3 separate regions of the Mus musculus genome follow, and all the other regions are linked to region 2. The links are chromatin loops, found by intact Hi-C in ENCODE. Cell type or tissue: left cerebral cortex. All regions are shown on one strand.

Region 1 (2,500 bases), 200 kb after region 2:
CCCCCCTCCCACTTCTCTCTCCCCTCTGTAACACCTTTTAACTGTGTGTGGAAGCTAAATAGCATCTTGCATACTTGAGGAGTATTCTAAGTCCTCGATTTTTTAGAAAAGCCCATTCTCCAATGTGCAAATACATCCCCATCTACAGTCTAGATAACTGAAACTGTGCTCAACAAGTTTCAGGGCAAGGTCAATGCAATTGGGATATGGCTGCTTCACTGGGGTACTTACTAGGCAGCAGGAAGGAATATGCTGAGCTGATGTCATGTCACACTTCACAGCCTGAACTTAGTTTCCCTTAAGTGACCTTTGAGTTCCTTGGGTGGGGGAGAGGAATCCACTGTGCTATTTAACCCCACTGTACTCACACTAGTTTTGGCATTCTGGTATGTACAGAGTGAGTGGGGTGAGGACTGGTGATTTTCTGGAAAGAAGCATAGAAAAGTTCTGTGGGGTAATTGGGATAAGCACATCCTGAGTACATGGTAGTTACTTTTGTTTTTTTGTTTTTTTGGGTTTTTTGTTTGTTTGTTTGTTTCTCTACCATTATCATAGAAACGTCTCACACAAGCAATAGCCAAAGCACATCTTCAAGATGGCCTCTCTCTACACAAGGATGGGGCTCAAACCAGTACTACAGAGGCTAAAAAGAAAACGGTGGCTACCGGTCATGAAACACAAAAGTCCTCCCCAGCAACAATAGCGTTTATTAAAAAGATTAGATCTTCAACTCTGAGCAAGTCTCCATCTTTCCAGGCCAGCCTGGTCTACAGAGTGAGTGCCAGGACAGCCAGGGCTACACAGAGAAACCCTGTCTCGAGAAAAAAAAAAAAAAAAAGGGAAGCAGTATATATTCAATCAATACTAGTGCCCTTTGTAGACTTGAAAACAGAGCTATGTGCAAGCCTCTGAGAAATGCAAAGAGCTTCATAAGTGAGATTTAATAATGCTTGCAAAATTTTAGAAGTTACATTTTCGTAAATCTTCCACCTAAAAGATAACCTTACTGTACTATATCCGGTTTTGTAGATAAGTGTATGGATAACAACCTCCTTTTTAAAAATGATGAGTGGCTGGGAGAATTATAAACTATCGGTTGTCAGAACCTACAAGTACGCTCCTGAAGGACACAAACTAGTGACTAAGAACTCCAAGAGAAAAGCGGAAAACTCATATTCCCCTCGCCACAGGGGCTGTGCCTTCCGCCTAGCAATAGGATTCAGCCAGTGAGTTAGAGGGGCGGATACAGAATCACCTTCCCGCCCGCGCCTTTTCAGTCCTCTAAAAGGTCCGCATTCGCCATATATATACCAGCTGTAGAGGGCGCTTAAGGAATTTCAACTCAGTGCTCCATAGCCATGTCTGGTCGTGGTAAGGGAGGAAAAGGCCTGGGCAAAGGCGGCGCTAAGCGCCACCGTAAGGTTCTTCGCGATAACATCCAGGGCATCACCAAGCCCGCCATCCGCCGCCTGGCCCGGCGCGGAGGAGTGAAGCGCATCTCCGGTCTCATCTACGAGGAAACCCGCGGTGTGCTGAAGGTGTTCCTGGAGAACGTGATCCGCGACGCCGTCACCTACACGGAGCACGCCAAGCGCAAGACCGTCACCGCCATGGACGTGGTCTACGCGCTCAAGCGCCAGGGCCGCACCCTCTACGGATTCGGCGGTTAAGCTCACCTGGAGCTTCTTTCTCAAAGGCCCTTTTCAGGGCCACCCACTTTGTCATAAAAAGCTGTTTGCATTTCTCGACTTGTAATTGTTCTGTCCCTAAAGTTCAAAATGGCGGCTGAGACTTTTCAAAAGGTAAATCTAGGCAATGAAAGTGCTTCCCCAGTAGTTTGTAGTAATTATAACACATCAAATCCAGACAAGGTCTACTGCTTTCTCCCAGTGCTTAAGCTGAGTCTTATTCCCTTGAAGGTGCTAAATACAAAGGGCAAAAGATACTTTTGAAGAGATGATGAACAAAATTCTTAGGCCTAAAGAGCTGTTTTAACCTGTGTGCTCTTTCCCCTGTATCCTTGATTACAACCCTAACGTTTCACTTCTGGGCTAAAGCTCAAGGCTGCCAGCTCTTCCTGACAACGTTGCTCCAGAGGGAAAACTCCATTACTAGTTAACAGACTGGTTCATATTTTTTAAGTGGCCTTATTACTTAGCAACTTAGACTTGTTACCCTGCTATGAGCCAGGCTTTCCACATTGAGAAGGATTCGACTACTAAATGGCTTGTTGACTTCCAAATTTACAGCTCCTGCTATACATGAGATCACAACCACTCCCGCAGTCAAAATGATGGGCCCAAAAGCACACTAGTGACCCTATATTCCTAACTTAGCAATATCAAGATTACATGCTTCCTGGCACACATCCTGTTTTTCTCATTCTTCTGTATGCTTTCTGGGTCCTTTTCAAATTATTTTAATGATGAGTTATCTTTTCCCCTGCAGTGTTTTTTAAGCAATTTTAAATAGTTTTCATCTCTTTTGTACAAAAATAAAA
Region 2 (2,500 bases):
CTCTTCTAATATCAAGACAAGGTCTTACTAAACTACCAAGGCTGTCTTTGAACTCATTCTGTAACAAAGGGGACTTCAAACTTGTGATCCTGCTGCCCCACTTAATCTATGGAAGAGTATCAGGGAGTGCAGATGTGATTTAAAATAAATTATCATTTTGTAAGCCAGGTTTTAATGTCATTGTTGTATTTGCTATTATTATCCCTGGAAAATATATCCACACGAATCACCCACAAGTTAAATCTTGGTAGTTTGTTGTCTATTCACATTCCCGATATAGGCAGTGTTACATGTAAGAAAGTAGTGGGAAAGGGATGGGAGCCAATGTCTGGAGTGAGAGGTTGTGTAGAGAGGCCTCTGTAGTTTAAAGTTCAGAAATATAGTGAAAAAATTTACAAAAACTAAAAATTTCTGACGATTGCTTGAAATATCCCAGCATAATGTAAATTGTATTTAACTTGAAATACTACTTTTCAGCATCTATTAAAACATAGAAAACAAAATTTTTTAAGTTTTGTACTAGATTTCAATGAGTAACAGCAAAAACAGTAAACATTGCACAAGCTTCAGGACAGACAAGTGTTGGAACCAGAAATATGTGAACAAAAGACACCTGGATATGACCTGTAGTGGAAATTACACAAGAGAGCACAAATATATAGCACGAAAACAAAAACAAAAAAAGACAAAACCCAAGAACAGACCAAAAAGGAATCAAGACAGGCAATGCTTATGACATAAAGCCTGACAGTCCATTACTTTTGGCCACTTATTGTAATATGTAAATTACTGTTTAATTTAAAGGCAGTTTCCAGGACATGAGCTCAAATACCAGCAACAACTGAAGTGAGAACTGATGCCTACTGAAGAAAGCAACAGTATACTTTGTAACTAGATAAATCTTTGAAAAACAAAGTTTCCAAGACAGTAGAAAAGTAACAGCTGCTTTTACAGAAACTGTGGGTGGCTCTGAAAAGAGCCTTTGGGTTCCAGTTTGCACTTTGTTTCGTTTAAGCCCTCTCCCCACGAATGCGGCGGGCGAGCTGGATGTCCTTGGGCATGATGGTGACACGCTTGGCGTGGATGGCGCACAGGTTGGTGTCCTCAAACAGACCCACAAGGTAGGCCTCGCTCGCCTCCTGCAGAGCCATGACGGCCGAGCTCTGGAAGCGCAGGTCGGTCTTGAAGTCCTGCGCGATCTCGCGCACCAGGCGCTGGAACGGCAGCTTGCGGATCAGCAGCTCGGTCGACTTCTGGTAGCGCCGGATCTCGCGCAGCGCCACGGTGCCGGGACGGTAGCGGTGAGGCTTCTTCACGCCGCCGGTGGCCGGGGCGCTCTTGCGGGCGGCCTTGGTGGCCAGCTGCTTGCGCGGGGCCTTGCCGCCGGTGGACTTGCGAGCGGTCTGCTTAGTACGAGCCATGACTTTAACAAGGGAAAATAGACTGACACTATAGTGAGCTGCAAGGCGCTGTCCACCTTTTATACAATCAGACTATCCGCTATTGGACCGAAGAACATTCAAAGGGCCCGCGCTTTGTTGGGATTGGTCAGCCTCTGCTTCTAAATCCTGGTTAAAAAGCTTTCAGAACATGCACACTCTCCGCCTCTCTTCCCCTCCATCTTTGCTATCACTTTAATTTTACACTGTAGTGTATATAACTCCTGTGAACAGAAATTTTACATAAGAAAGTTTTACATAATTTTACTTACATACATACATCAAATTGTCTCAAGCTTTGAAAACTCAATTCAGGTAATCAAACAAGTGAACATAGAAATTTAAAGTAGGTTTTGTGAGCTTTGCAAGACCTAGTTTAAATAAATGTAGTTTATCAATTCTAAAATCAAATATTTGCAAACCGATACACACAGGCAGATCATGTTAGTTAAAATACTGCCGAAACTATGGAAGTGGGATTTAATGGCCCTTAGCCCTTACTACCATTATGCTCTAGACAATCGTGACGTGAATGACAAACCTGGGTGCCAAATTTCTACTAAAAATTTATATAGTATGTTCTAAAGGTTTCATCTCTTACACACTTTTGACTCAAACTAAGGAAGGTCGTAAGATTTATCGCAGGGACTAACAGTATTAAAATCAATTTACTAAGATTGAAAGCTACTTCGTAACTTTTTCATATGTAGTATAAAAACTGTAGTGGAAGAACGTTTCACGAGGTGGCAGCTCATTTTATGGAAAGATGTGGGTGGCTCTGAAAAGAGCCTTTGTTTTGGTTAACTTTCAACTGGGCAGTACAGACAATCGCCAGATTACTTCCCCTTGGCCTTGTGGTGGCTCTCGGTCTTCTTGGGCAGCAGCACGGCCTGGATGTTGGGCAGGACGCCGCCCTGCGCGATGGTCACGCGGCCCAGCAGCTTGTTGAGCTCCTCGTCGTTGCGGATGGCCAGCTGCAGGTGGCGCGGGATGATGCGCGTCTTCTTGTTGTCGCGGGCCGCGTTGCCCGCCAGCTCCAGGATCTCGGCCGTCAGGTACTC
Region 3 (2,500 bases), 190 kb after region 2:
GCAAGAACATGCCCACCCACCCACTCAGGCCATTGAGGTTTGACCCTGGGAGTCCTGGGTAAAGGCTGTTTGCTTCGGGAGACCTCCCCTGTCAAGTCTGCCCGTGTTCTTCATTTTCAGTATGGTATGCAAAGGAGCTATCTATACTTGGGAATTTCTAACTTGCTGAGAACCTGGATAGTAGCCTATATAGCATGTGAGTGCTTTGGGTGCAGTTGTCTGCTGAAATTCACTAGATCTGACCTGGTAAAAGGTCCAAATAGAAAATTTGGACATAATTTTTAGAGCTACATTTAAATACTTAAAAGCTAAAAGCTGTTCGGGCTATGGAGATGAGAAGGTCCTTAAGATCACATACTTACTACCCTTCCAGATGGGTTCAGTTCCCAAAACAACCATCTCCAGTCCCGATGGGTCTGAGGCCCTCCTCTGGCCTCCAAGTCATGTGCTGCAATGTATACACATGCTGGTAAAACCCATACACATCATTTTTAAAAAGGAAAAAGAACAAAACAAAAAACAAACAGCAGCTGTCAGAAAGTCACATTCACTTGCCCTGTCTTGTCCTGCTTCCAAGCAGAAAACAATCCCCCACATTGAACCTGCAGAAATTGCATCCCATTTATCAAGGGAAAACATTTACTACAGGCTGTATGGAGTATACATAAAAAGCACTATGACCTAATCCAAACTGAATCTTCCCAAGTGTCCAGTTAGGTCTTCTGCGGGTCTTGACTTATGAGGGCTCCTCAATCATGCGCTATTTATTGATATATGTCTTCTCTTGAGAATCATCGTCACAGTGAACAGAGTTGGAAAACTGGGAAATTGGGTCATGATGCATTCATTCTTCCACTTCCCCTGTGTATTTTTTATACAAGATTGTGACAGAAAACTATTTAAGAGCATCTCAAAATATCTGGTGCCCATCCCCTATCTCAACATGTTCCTGTTTTCAGATTAGTAAAATGAAAGGGAAAATATTGGGATTCTTCCCAACATTATTTTTCACTGCAGGATTATGCAAACGAGGAGTTACCGATCTAAACTCTGATTGGACCAAATTTCTAAAACCTTGTGGACAAAAGAAATGACTAGGGATAGTGTAGATTGCTTGACCACCACTAGGTGACTTTTGTACCCTGTGGATTCGTTTTATACTTGCTATTAACCGACCATACTGTAATTTGAAAATAAGCTGACTCATCTGTGCCTGAAAATAAGAAAGGTTCTAGCATGTGGGCAAGAACAAAGTATTATTTATCTCGGACCGTCAGGTCTCCACAGATGAACCGCAAGTCAACACAAAGGATCTTCAGAAACACCGCGACGCCATCTTTCTTGAGTTTTCGGGTAGTTTCTCGCTCTGCTCCAACACAAAACAAAGAGATCGTGCTGGTCTCTGGAAAGAAATTTAACTTACATTTTAAACACATTAAAAACTACACTTGTCCTTTACGTGACACTAACTAACCCGAGGAAAATAATAAACAAGGAAAGGCTTCGTAGGTGGAGCATGGTTCCGGGAAACTGGAGGTAGAAATTAGCAAAGCTCCTGGCAGGTAGTGGCCGCCAGATAAACTGCATTAGCAATTTCCATGTGTGTGTGTGTGTGTGTGTGTGTGTGTGTGTGTGTGTGTGTGTGTGTGTGTGTGTAAATATGTGCATGAGTGTGTGTGTATATATATATATGTATACATATACATACATATATAGATAATGGCAGAGGCAGGAAAATGGTTAAACTAGAATTTTAGAGCACTTTGTTCTGGGAACATGCTTTGTGTATAGTAAGTCAGGTTCACAACCGGAAGATGACACGAGTAACGTTCGTCTGTGAAATGTCTCCGGGCTTACCAAACAGCAGTTAGAACCTGATTATTTAAGGGGACGGAATTACCATTGGTTATTTACCAATCAAAAATCGTACTACAGGAATCGGCCAATCGTCAATCCCCAGATGCACTTCCGCAAATTCCGAATGACGCCTGAGTGCTGCTGGCCAGAATCCAATCAGAGCGACGCATTTCCAGCATAAATAGCAGCAGCCCGAGCCCTCTGCTCCCGTTTCTCCTCCTCTGCAATGGCTCGTACTAAGCAGACCGCTCGCAAGTCCACCGGCGGCAAGGCTCCGCGCAAGCAGCTGGCCACCAAGGCCGCCCGCAAGAGCGCCCCGGCCACCGGCGGCGTGAAGAAGCCTCACCGCTACCGTCCCGGCACCGTGGCGCTGCGCGAAATCCGGCGCTACCAGAAGTCGACCGAGCTGCTGATCCGCAAGCTGCCGTTCCAGCGCCTGGTGCGCGAGATCGCGCAGGACTTCAAGACCGACCTGCGCTTCCAGAGCTCGGCCGTCATGGCTCTGCAGGAGGCGAGCGAGGCCTACCTCGTGGGTCTGTTTGAGGACACCAACCTGTGCGCCATCCACGCCAAGCGTGTCACCATCATGCCCAAGGACATCCAGCTGGCCCGCCGTATCCGCGGCGAGCGGGCTTAATAGGCA

Evidence for each region. Peaks named below come from ENCODE experiments on the same cell type or tissue, not always from the same donor. Only the 100,000 strongest peaks of a DNase experiment are listed, where the experiment ranks them.
Region 1: a loop joins it to region 2, with 4 times the contacts of the local background. A loop is called at or near these places in 6 of 42 quality-filtered maps.
Region 3: it touches region 2 in a loop (5-fold over the local background); 9 of 42 quality-filtered maps call a loop at or near these places.

The regions. Positions count from the first base shown.
Region 1 is chr13:23,550,502-23,553,001 of GRCm38, reverse strand. H4c6 (H4 clustered histone 6) reads left to right here and starts at 1,334. Exons shown (of 1, transcript NM_175655.3): 1 at 1,334-1,716. The coding sequence starts at 1,359. The coding sequence ends at 1,670. In left cerebral cortex, a CTCF peak has its summit at 1,317; a DNase peak (open chromatin) is centred at 1,306; H3K4me3 peaks cover 1,039 bases; H3K27ac peaks cover 1,143 bases.
Region 2 is chr13:23,751,301-23,753,800 of GRCm38, reverse strand. H2ac4 (H2A clustered histone 4) reads right to left here. Exons shown (of 1, transcript NM_175660.3): 1 at 2,209-2,500. The coding sequence ends at 2,276. H3c2 (H3 clustered histone 2) reads right to left here and starts at 1,456. Exons shown (of 1, transcript NM_178203.3): 1 at 961-1,456. The coding sequence starts at 1,421. The coding sequence ends at 1,011. In left cerebral cortex, CTCF peaks have their summits at 1,488 and 2,336; DNase peaks (open chromatin) are centred at 1,540 and 2,279; H3K4me3 peaks cover 667 bases; H3K27ac peaks cover 615 bases.
Region 3 is chr13:23,561,949-23,564,448 of GRCm38, reverse strand. H3c6 (H3 clustered histone 6) reads left to right here and starts at 2,064. Exons shown (of 1, transcript NM_178205.3): 1 at 2,064-2,500. The coding sequence starts at 2,084. The coding sequence ends at 2,494. In left cerebral cortex, a CTCF peak has its summit at 1,127; DNase peaks (open chromatin) are centred at 1,133, 1,259, 1,956 and 2,446; H3K4me3 peaks cover 1,476 bases; H3K27ac peaks cover 2,045 bases.